Regions from separate parts of the Homo sapiens genome. Here regions 1, 2 and 4 are each linked to region 3. The links are chromatin loops, found by intact Hi-C in ENCODE. Cell type or tissue: PC-9. All regions are shown on one strand. Region 1 overlaps PACSIN2 (protein kinase C and casein kinase substrate in neurons 2). Region 2 overlaps PACSIN2 (protein kinase C and casein kinase substrate in neurons 2). Region 3 overlaps PACSIN2 (protein kinase C and casein kinase substrate in neurons 2). Region 4 has its middle 4.7 kb from the start of ARFGAP3.

The links. A loop is a pair of places that touch in the nucleus more often than their neighbours do. Peaks named below come from ENCODE experiments on the same cell type or tissue, not always from the same donor. Only the 100,000 strongest peaks of a DNase experiment are listed, where the experiment ranks them.
Region 1: a loop joins it to region 3, with 4 times the contacts of the local background. A loop is called at or near these places in 14 of 110 quality-filtered maps.
Region 2: it touches region 3 in a loop (3-fold over the local background); 17 of 110 quality-filtered maps call a loop at or near these places.
Region 4: a loop joins it to region 3, with 3 times the contacts of the local background. A loop is called at or near these places in 30 of 110 quality-filtered maps.

What each region holds. Positions count from the first base shown.
Region 1 is chr22:42,932,622-42,935,121 of GRCh38, reverse strand. All of the region lies in intron 1 of PACSIN2 (protein kinase C and casein kinase substrate in neurons 2), which reads left to right. Among named protein-coding and RNA genes, the nearest start is that of ARFGAP3, 77 kb to the right of the region's middle. RefSeq lists enhancers at 73-588, 589-1,105. In PC-9, no CTCF peak of the experiment used is centred here; a DNase peak (open chromatin) is centred at 1,171; H3K27ac peaks cover 2,457 bases.
Region 2 is chr22:42,945,947-42,948,446 of GRCh38, reverse strand. All of the region lies in intron 1 of PACSIN2 (protein kinase C and casein kinase substrate in neurons 2), which reads left to right. Among named protein-coding and RNA genes, the nearest start is that of PACSIN2, 68 kb to the left of the region's middle. RefSeq lists enhancers at 1-887, 888-1,780. In PC-9, no CTCF peak of the experiment used is centred here; DNase peaks (open chromatin) are centred at 86, 746 and 1,076; H3K4me3 peaks cover 1,533 bases; H3K27ac peaks cover 2,500 bases.
Region 3 is chr22:43,009,603-43,012,102 of GRCh38, reverse strand. All of the region lies in intron 1 of PACSIN2 (protein kinase C and casein kinase substrate in neurons 2), which reads left to right. Among named protein-coding and RNA genes, the nearest start is that of PACSIN2, 4.3 kb to the left of the region's middle. In PC-9, a CTCF peak has its summit at 1,070; a DNase peak (open chromatin) is centred at 832; H3K27ac peaks cover 1,742 bases.
Region 4 is chr22:42,860,770-42,863,269 of GRCh38, reverse strand. No RefSeq gene overlaps it. Among named protein-coding and RNA genes, the nearest start is that of ARFGAP3, 4.7 kb to the right of the region's middle. In PC-9, no CTCF peak of the experiment used is centred here; a DNase peak (open chromatin) is centred at 1,049; H3K27ac peaks cover 2,485 bases.

The DNA.
Region 1 (2,500 bases), 77 kb after region 3:
AACCCCGACTCTACTGAAAATAAAAAAAAAAAAAAAAAATTAGCCGGGCGCGGTGGCGGGCACCTGTAGTCCTAGCTACTCAGGAGGCTGAGGCAGGAGAATGGCGTGAACCTGGGAGGTGGAGCTTGCAGTGAGCCGAGATTGCGCCACTGCACTCCAGCCTGGGCGATAAAGCGAAACTCTGTCTCAAAAAAAAAGAAAAAGAAAAAGGAAGAAAGAAAAGAAAAGAAAGAGAAAAGAAAGAAAAGAAATCCATGCCCTGGCTCCATTTTTTCTTTCAGTGACCCTCACTGAGGAGCTGTGGGTACCGTGATAGGCACTAGGGAAGGCAGGTGACTCGAGTATGGTCTGATCTACCAGGGTTAACAACTTGGTTGGGGAAAGAGGAATGGGGGCCAAATAATGGCACCATAGAGGAACTATAACGGGACAGTGGTGGGCAAAGGGTCACTAGAACGGTGGGGGGCTTCTTGGAGGAGATGACACTCAAACTGGGCCTTGCAAGGTAGGTGGGAGTTGACCAGCAAGGCGGCAGTCTCAGGTGGCAGTGTGCTGCACGTGTGGCTATCAGGGCCAGCCCATGAGGGGCAAGGCTGCTGGGCAGGCTGGGAAGCCAGAGTGGGGAGGCCCCAGGAGGTGTTCTGTGTGCAGCTGCCACATTGAAAGGTGTGCAAGTGTAGTTGGAGGATGTGCAGCTGAGGCAGGGCCCAAAGGAGGGGGAGTACACAGAAGCCAAGAAGGGAAAAGAAGGGAAAAGGCGATCTGCACACACACAGTGCCTTGAAGGTCTTGCGTTTCCCGTAGAAATTGTGCTGTAGCTCTTTACCAGATTGACTGGTATTTGGGCACACAGTTGAGCATACTCTGGGCCTCGGTTATATGTTTTGAATTTAGTATGGTTTTTATTCAAAGCCTCAGTGCTCTCTGCACGTTTCCATACTCCCATCTCAACTCTAAAACATATAAGTTGTTATTCAGATCAACTTGCTGGTAAAATTAGAGAAAATTTCAAAGCTCCTTTTTACTCTCTTTGTCTCACATTTCTCCAATGGGGAAAAAGCCTGGAAGACAAGTGTGTTAAAGAACTGGCTGTTCTTGTAAGTATTTGAGGAGAACAGTGTGAGTCATTGTAGCTTTTCACTGGTATTTGAGTATCCGGTTTATTTTTAAACAGTTCTGTGAACTGGAGTTTCTTCCATAGTTTCTGTTACCATGGCGCCATAATATTTCCTCGTCTGCTTGTTCATACTTTCACACACTTCAGCATCACATTTACAATTCCTTACAATCAGAATATCTTATTCATAACTTCCAAGAATGTTTCTCCAGCTGCAATAGCATTTTTCTCCAAATGGGAAAAGTCCGTTGTTCTGCCACTTGCAGATGCTGGGAAGAAAGAGGGTCTGGTTCTGTGAAGGACGGTGCAGGGTGCGGGGGCTGTGAGGGCCCCGTTGGGGTTTGAGTGGGTGGACCTATGTCATCTGTGTGGAGCCACTTCCCCTTTAGGCGCCACGGTTGAGAGTATAGGACGGACAGGCTGCTGCTTTTGCTTGGGAGGAGTTGGTGTTATACATTTTGGTCTAGACATCTAACAGACCACCCTTGGTTCTTTGGTCCCCTCAAACATGAACATGGGTGTGTTCTGTTGCTCTTATTTATTTTGTCATTTATTTTTGGACTTGAATTGAGGCTTCCACTTTGGGCAGGTCTCTTGTTTTGAGAATCTGCAGTCCAGAGAAAAACAATGCTGGGCTTGGCAGTCACTGGTGAAGTCGGCTTTGCCCGCCCTCCAGGCATGCAGGATTATTCAGAGAGGTACCTTTCTACATCTCATTGCTTTGAGAAATATATATTTCTTAAAGAGTTGTTCAGGATTTAAGGAAAGTTGGGGAGGTATATGGAACCATAGAGATAGTTTGTTTCCAATTTCTTAAAGTCTTAGACCTCAACTTTTCAGGGATAACAAGGTTTTCCTCTGACACATAAAGATAATAATAGACTAGGTTCTGAATATGTGCTTTGGACTTAATTATGGGAACTTGGCTTTGCCAGGTGTTTTCAAATTCTACTGTAAATATAAATGCTGATTCAATGATACAGCAACTCTTGATACTTGAGAATTTAAAGTGCTGCGTAACTGATTGGACATTTCGTCTCCTAACACAGTTGGTTCCTCTGATTCAGAGAGGACCCCTTTTTGAAGATCAAAAGCAAAATAAAAGTGTGGAAAGTGTGGACTTCTAGTGGCATGTGGACAGGGGGGTGTCCTGGGGGCTGCCCAGGAGGCTCCAGGTGGGAAGTGCTTCTGACTTAGTGGCTCTACAAGCTGGCCATTGTGGAAGAATTGGCTTTTTCCTTTTTTTTTTTTTTAGAATTGACTTTGTAAGAATCATCAAAAAATTGTTTTGCTCTCAGCTCAATAAACATTTGTAGTTAATAATCCGAGTAACTAATCTTTTTTCTCTCCTGTGTAATCCAAGATATGTCAGTATATGGTCTT
Region 2 (2,500 bases), 64 kb after region 3:
CTGGTTGAGAAGGTATTTAGGTAGTTCACTTCTAGATAGCGCTTCTGATGGGTGTGACCTCTTCTTGTCCATGCTTACCTAGCATTCTTATGGTGGGCTTTTATCAGGACATTCTACTTTTTATTGCTGGTAGGTAAATGGAGCAGAAGTCACTCTTGTGGTGGAGTAACTAGTGACTTGAGCTGGTGTCTGATCTTCAGCGCCCTGCCATTTGTCAGTCCCCTCTCCCCTCCTTCACAGCCACAGCAGCTTCCCAGGGTTTGCCCTCCAGGACCAGCGGGACCCTGCACTGGGCTGGTTTCTAACTCCCCTTTGTCACACAGGTTCCTCTACCTGGGATGCCTTTCCTTGCTGCTCCTGCTGAAGAATTCCCACTGAAACATCAGCCCTGGGCACCCTTTCTGGACCCTCTATGTGTCCCCGTAGCATGTTGTGCAGAACTGTTTCCTAGCTCTTGGCCGCTGTGTTGGAGGAGGTTGTTCAAGTGTCCATCGACCCTGTGAGAATGGAGTGCCCCAGTGTGGGGGCACCTGGCTTACGGGCTCAGGAGCTGGGCTGCCGTGGAGCCTGGCCCCAGTCACCTTCTCCCTGGCCAATGCTTGTGGAAGGTCCCCATACTCCAGGCACTGTGCCAGGTCCCAGCCGGATGCCATTTGATCCGTGCAACCTGTCAGGCAGATTGGATTCTATTTTACCCATGAGCAGTGTCAGGCGCAGAGCTCTTAGGTATTTTGCCTGAGGCAGCTGGATCATTAAGAGGTCCCCCCCCCCACCCCCAGGGGTCTTGTGAAGACTCATAGATGCAGATTTCAGAGACCTTCTAGATTTGTGCATCCAGGCTAGCGTGTTCTTTGGTGTTGTCCCCTCTTGCTGTCTCTCATATTCAGCTTGTTCAGACCAGGGCTTCAGCTCCTCTTGAGGATTCCACTCATCAGACTGTTGGGTAGGGAAGAGCCTCTGAAACGGCTGCCTCCAAGCATGGGAAGAGGCCGCTCCTCTTTTGTGGACAAAGGGCCACAGAGGCCCTTTGTGTGACAGGAAGTCCTGCTTCTAGAAGGGGCTGCCTGAAAGTGGAGGGGTTGAAAGAAGCTGAAGCGTTGACCTGGGGCCACTCTGACTCATGCATGTTGTCAATAATACTCTTTGTCTGTCTTGGGAACCTGGCACAGCAGACCTCGAAGGTGGCCTGGAGCATTCCTCTTCTCCCTCCTTCCTGCTCACTCTGCCGCCTGTGAATGCCCCTATTTTCTGACCTGAACAAAGGGCAGCCTCCTGACCCATTCTATATTTTTTCCTTCTATTTATGCCAGGAGAATCTTTCTGTCTCATCTGGGCCTGTGTGAGTTTTCTTTTTTAGGGTTTAAGTGCGTCTCTTGAGTTGGAAAACTTGCAGCTTAAGGGAGAGCTGTCCCACTGGGCAGGTGCCTCTGACGGAGAGGAGGCGTCGTCGGGAAGTATGTGGCCGTGGCTGCTCTGGCATGATCCTGAAGACTGGCACGAAGGGGAATGGAGCCGCACAGAGAATTTCAGGCATCAGAGGGGAAGCGCAGGTACCCGGACCCACGGCCCAGCTCCCTGCAACATGGTCCACATGTCTCCTGTATTTGTGGCCATCTGTCAGTTGTTAAATACTGTGGTTAGGATGTGAGGACACCAGAAGCGAGGGAAGTGGTGGCAGAGATGAGCTGACGCGTCCTCATGTGCTCTGAAGTCCTGATCCCCAGCTGGACGAGAGAGGATCATGTGTGTGCGCATGCCTGTGTGAAGGGATCCTAAGATTATGTTGGAATAACACTGCATCAGTCCTGGGCAGGCAGCTTTGTGTGTTGTGTAACTGGGGCTTCTTGCTGTGGGGACATGGTGGCAAATCAGTGAGCACTTGTTCTTTTTGTTTTTTGAGACAGAGTTTTGCTCTTTCCCCCAGGCTGGAGTGCAGTGGTGCGATCTCACTGCAACCTCCATCACCTGGGTTCAAGTGATTCTTGTGCCTCAGCCTCCCAAGTAGTGGGTGAGCCCGTGGTACATTGCTGCTCTCGCCAGGCTCAGAGGCCAATGTGTGCCTCCTTCCTGGATGCAGTGGCAGTCAGTGAGTGCTTCCACTCCTGCCCCCAGGGACAAATCCTTTGGCTTTATTAGCTTTGTCCTTACTTCCCCCTTAGACTGTGGCAGGTTTGGGGTACCCATACTTCTGGAGACCCTACCCTGGATTATATTAGGTATGTTATGCTCACATGCAGTTTAAACACTTCTTTATGTTATAAAAGTAATTGGAAGGATTCTTATTATTTTGCTTTTGAAACTATTTGGCTATGAGAAGTTGATTTCTCCTCCACCTCCTCTAATTCATTTGTGCATTTGTTCAGAGGGAACAGTGTGTGTGAAGGGGTGGAGCTGATAGGAGTGTGGTGCTTGTGTTGGTAGACACAGGTGATTAACGGTGGCCAGAGCGTGTATAGTGTGGCCAGGAGTGTGGTGTGAGTGGTGAGGCTGGAGGAGCAGT
Region 3 (2,500 bases):
TGCGATCTCAGCTCACTGTAACCTCTGCCTCCCAGGTTCAAGTGATTCCCCTGCCTCAGCCTCCTGAGTAACTGGGACTACAGGCATCCACCACCACGCCTGGCTAATTTTTGTATTTATAGTAGAGACGGGATTTCACCGTGTTGGCCAGTATGGTCTCGATTTCCTGACCTTGTGATCCACCTGCCTTGGCCTCCCAAAGTGCTGGGATTACAGGCACCTGCCACCTTGCCTGGCTAGTTTTTGTATTTTTAATAGAGATGGGGTTTTACCATGTTGGCCAGGCTGATCTGGAACTCCTGACCTCAGGTGATCTGCCCACCTCAGCTTCCCAAAGTGCTGGGATTACAGGCGCCTGCCACCTTGCCTGGTTAGTTTTTGTATTTTTAATAGAGATGGGGTTTCACAGTGTTGGCCAGGCTGATCTGGAACTCCTGACCTCCAGTGATCTGCCCGCCTCGGCCTCGCAGATGTCCTTGCCTTTTGTTTCTTCTCTATACCTTGAAAGTCTGTGCTGTGTTAAGGGCGTCATGCTCAGGCTTACTGATTCTGAAGGGGTTATCAGTGGATGATTCCGGATGTTGTGGAATATCAAACAGATCGAAAAGTTTCTTTAATAATAGTGATGGCACCTTGTGTTTAGAGTTCGCAGTGGCATTTACCAGATGCTCTCTGGCCACCTTCATGTGAACCTCCCAGCTGACTCGGGCCTGCTTTATCTGCCATCAGATTGTAATGGCAGCTTTGTGGAGGCCGCCCTGTAGATTATGCGATTAATGACCACATTCATGTGAGCAATAGTGCTGGCTTAGTTTTTTTCCAGTTAGGTTGTTTGGAATGGTAGCTGCATACCTGAGGGCAGTGCAGCAATGCCTTAGTTACGAAGGCAGTTTGCATTCCACAGGTAGAGTCTTTCCTTATGGCCAGGGCACTGATCCCTCACATACCAGAAAGTATCATTCGTCCCTGCCCCAGACAGACTCCAGATGCGTCCCAGTGGTGGTTCTTGGGATAGTTTTGTAGGAATTTCTGCAGAATTTTAGTGTTCAGATGAGTATGCTCTGTCTGTGGACTGGAGACAGGCTTCAAAGAATTCTCAAATTATTCTGCACAATACATCATTTTTTGGTATCTCTGCAGTTCCAAAGGTAACTACTTGAGGGACAGTGGCCACCAAAGAGCACAAGTTTTGACATTTTGATGAAAAGCACACATAAAACAAATAAAAACCACCTTTCCTTAAGTTACCTATTGAATTGTGCTTATTCCCATAAATGCATGTTCATCTGTTTGCTTAATAAAACTTAAAGCACCATAGAGTCTTTCTTGTTTCCTAGAATAAGGTCTTTTTTCTTTTCCTTTCTTGTCTTTTTTTGTTGTTGTTGTTGTTGAGACGGAGTCTCGCTTTGTTGCCCAGGCTGGAAGTGCCCTGTGGTGTGATCTTGGCTCACTGCAGGCTGCGCCTCCCGAGTTCATGCCATTCTCCTGCCTCAGCCTCCCAAGTAGCTGGGACTACAGGCGCCCGCCGCCACACTTGGCTAATGTTTTGTATTTTTAGTAGAGACGGGGTTTCACTATGTTAGCCAGGATGGTCTTGATCTCCTGACCTTCGTGATCTGCCCGCCTCTGCCTCCCAAAGTGCTGGGATTACAGGCGTGAGCCACCGTGCCTGGCCGGTCTTTTTTATTTTCAATTAAAAAAAAATATATATATATATGTATTTTTAAACAGAGATGGGATTCCGCCATGTTTGCCAGGCTGGTCTCAAACCCCTGGCCTCAAGTGATCCTCCCATCTCGGGTTCCCAAAGTGCTAGGATTACAGGTGTGAGCTACCACACCTGGCCTATTTTCAATCCTAAAAAAATCATTTGCGTGTTTCTTGATTTTAGGCACTGAACTAGACGGAGATGAGAATATAGAAATAATAAAATGGGGCTGGGCGCTGTGGCTCACACCTGTAATCCCAGCACTATGGGAAGTAAAGGAGCAGATCACTTCAGGTCAGGAGTTCGAGACCAGCCTGGCCAACATGGTGAAACCCCATCTCTGCTGAAAATACAAAAATTAGTCGGGTATGGTGGCGTGCGCCTATAATCTCAGCTACTCGGGAGGCTGAGGCAGGAGAATCACTAGAACCCGGGAGGCAGAGGCTGCAGTGAGCCGAGATTGTGCCACTGCACTCCAGCCTTGGGTGACAGAGCAAGACTCTGTCTCAAAAAAAAAAAAAAAAAAAAATAGAAAAAATAAAATGATGTCTCAACTATCAAAGACCTCGCAAGAAGCCTTAAAAATGATAAATAAGGCTAGAGATTTTGCTGTACCTTTGGAAAGTGCATGTGTGGTGGTTTATAGTACATATTCTGTGGCCAGATAAAATTTATATGATTATTTTTCCTCCCAAGAATATGAGATGACAGAGGGGGAGGAGCGTGGATGGAGACTAGGAGCCTTGGGCTCTTGTCCAGCCTTTCCCTGACCAACCCTGAGGTCTGGGACAA
Region 4 (2,500 bases), 150 kb after region 3:
GGCGTGATCTTGGCTCACTGCAAGCTCCGCCTCCCGGGTTCATGCCATTCTCCTGCCTCAGCCTCCCGAGTAGCTGGGACTACAGGCGCCCGCCACCACACCCAGCTAATTTTTTGAATTTTTAGTACAGACGGGGTTTCACCGTGTTAGCCAGGATGGTCTCGATCTCCTGACCTCGTGATCCGCCCGCCTCGGCCTCCCAAAGTGCTGGGATTACAGGCGTGAGCCACCACGCCCGGCTTTTTTTTTTTTTTTTTTTGAGACAGGGTCTCCCTCTGTCACCCAGGGTGGAGTGCAGTGGTGCAATCTCTCCTCACTGCAACCTCTGCCTCCCGGGTTCATGCGATTCTCATGCCTCAGCTACGTGAGTAGCTGAAATTACAGCCACACGCCACCACCCCCGGCTAATTTTTGTATTTTTAGTAGAGACGGGGTTCTCCCATGATGGCCAGGCTGGTCTCAAACTCCTGGCTTCAAGTGATTTGCCCACTTTGGTCTCCCAAAGTGCTGGGATTCCAGGTGCAAGCCACTATGCCTGGCCTTCTTTTTTTTTATTTATTTTTATTTTTTTACTGACAGTGTCTCGTTCTGTCACCCAGGCTGGAGTGCAGTGATGCAATCATAGCTCACTGCAGCCTTGAACTCCTGAGCTCAAGTGATCCTCCTGCTTCAGCCTCCTGATTAGCTGGGACTACAGGCACGTGCCATCATGCCCCGCTAATTTTTCAATTTTTTGTAGAAGTGGGATCTTGCTATGTGGCCCAGGGTGGTCTCAAACTCCTGGCCAAAAGCCATCCTTCTGCCTCAGCCTCCCAAAGTGCTGAGATTACAGGCATGAGCCACCACACCTGGCCCCAGTAAGTTCATTTCAAATGTATCTGGCCTATACAGAAAGAATATGTCAAAGAGATAGCATTCACTTGTTTTCGCTTGGCACTAAGCAAAGTCCACAGGTGTTGTCTTCCAGGGGCAAGGGACAGGATCTGTGCGTATTCTCACTTGTGATTCATCATATGACTATGTAGCCATGTCTGGTTTCTCTTTAGGGTGGGATTTGGCTTTCAGCAAGCTCCTATTAAACAGTAAATGAACTAAATAAACACAATGCTGCTTCATTTGGCCATAGCTATGCCAGGATCTCTTCATGAAAGACGAACAGCAAAGAGAATTAGAATGCAAATACTCTACAAGACGGACAATACTGGGCTGGGTGGTGGCTCACCCCTGTAATCCCAGCACAGTGGGAGGCCGAGGCAGGCGGATCACTTGAGGTCAGGAGTTCGAGACCAGCCTGGGCAACATGGTGAAACCCCATCTCTACTAAAAATAGGAAAATCAGCTGGGTGTGGTGGCGGGTGCCTGTTAATCCCAGCTACTTGGGAGGCTGAGGCAGGAGCATTGCTTGAACCTGGGAAGCAGAGGTTGCAGTGAGTCAAGATCATACCACTGCACTGGGTGACAGAGCCAGACTCCGCCTCGAGAAAAAAAAAAAATGTGTAGCCCAGGATGCTCAAAGGGTGGGGCCTTCTCAACATTCCCACCATCCTCATGGCAAACCCCTGGATTGTAGAGGGATTCTGCTTCTCTTTCCCCTCCTTTTTTGCATTTGAATTTGGATTACTGGGTTTTATTTCTACCCCTCCCCTGGCAGCAACAGATCTTTGCCCATTCCCTGAGACAGAGAGAATTTACTGCTTTTGCTTTTTTTCTTTCTCTTTTCTTTCTTTTTTTTTTTTTTTTTTTTGTGACGAGTCTCCCTCTGTCGCTCAGGCTGGAGTGCACTGGCTTGATCCTGGCTCACTGCAGCCTTCCCCTCCCAGGTTCAAGCAATTCTCGTGCCTCAGTCCCCAAGTAGCTGGGACTACGGGTGTGCGCCACCACGCCGAGCTAATTTTGTATTTTTAGTAGAGACAGAGTTTCACCATGTTGGCCAGGCTGGTCTCAAATTCCTGACCTCAGATGATCTGCCCGCCTTGGCCTCCCAAAGTGCTGGGATTACAGCCATGAGCCACTGTGCCCAGCCTGCTTTTTTAGAAGAGAAGAGTCCAGAGGAAGCAGGTGGGGTCTGTGCCTGTTCCTGAGCAGCTGGATGCCCACCCCACAGAGAGGTCTCTCTCCGGGCTCTTTGCCAGTCCCCATCTTCCTTGTGAAGTACGGTTTCTGATGGAGGTTTATTAAAAAGGGCTTATGAATGAATGTGAACTCCCTTTGTATCTGAGGCCCCCAGCTAGTCCAAACTCACATGCCAACCTACACTTGGCCTTTAAGACTTCATTAAAATTATAGCCGATTTCCTGTTGCCAACTAGTTTGGCAGTAACCTCTTTCTCCTGCGCTCTGCCAAAGGTGAAGGGGTTCTTGTGTTCTGTCTTTGGAGAGGCTTCTGTTGTCTCTCTTTGGCGCTGAGGTTACTTGGTTGCCTTGCAACCTCAGCTTTCTGATGGGCTCAACAGAAGTTACAATTTGGTAGATTATCCAGCTTTTCTCATTATGATATTGGG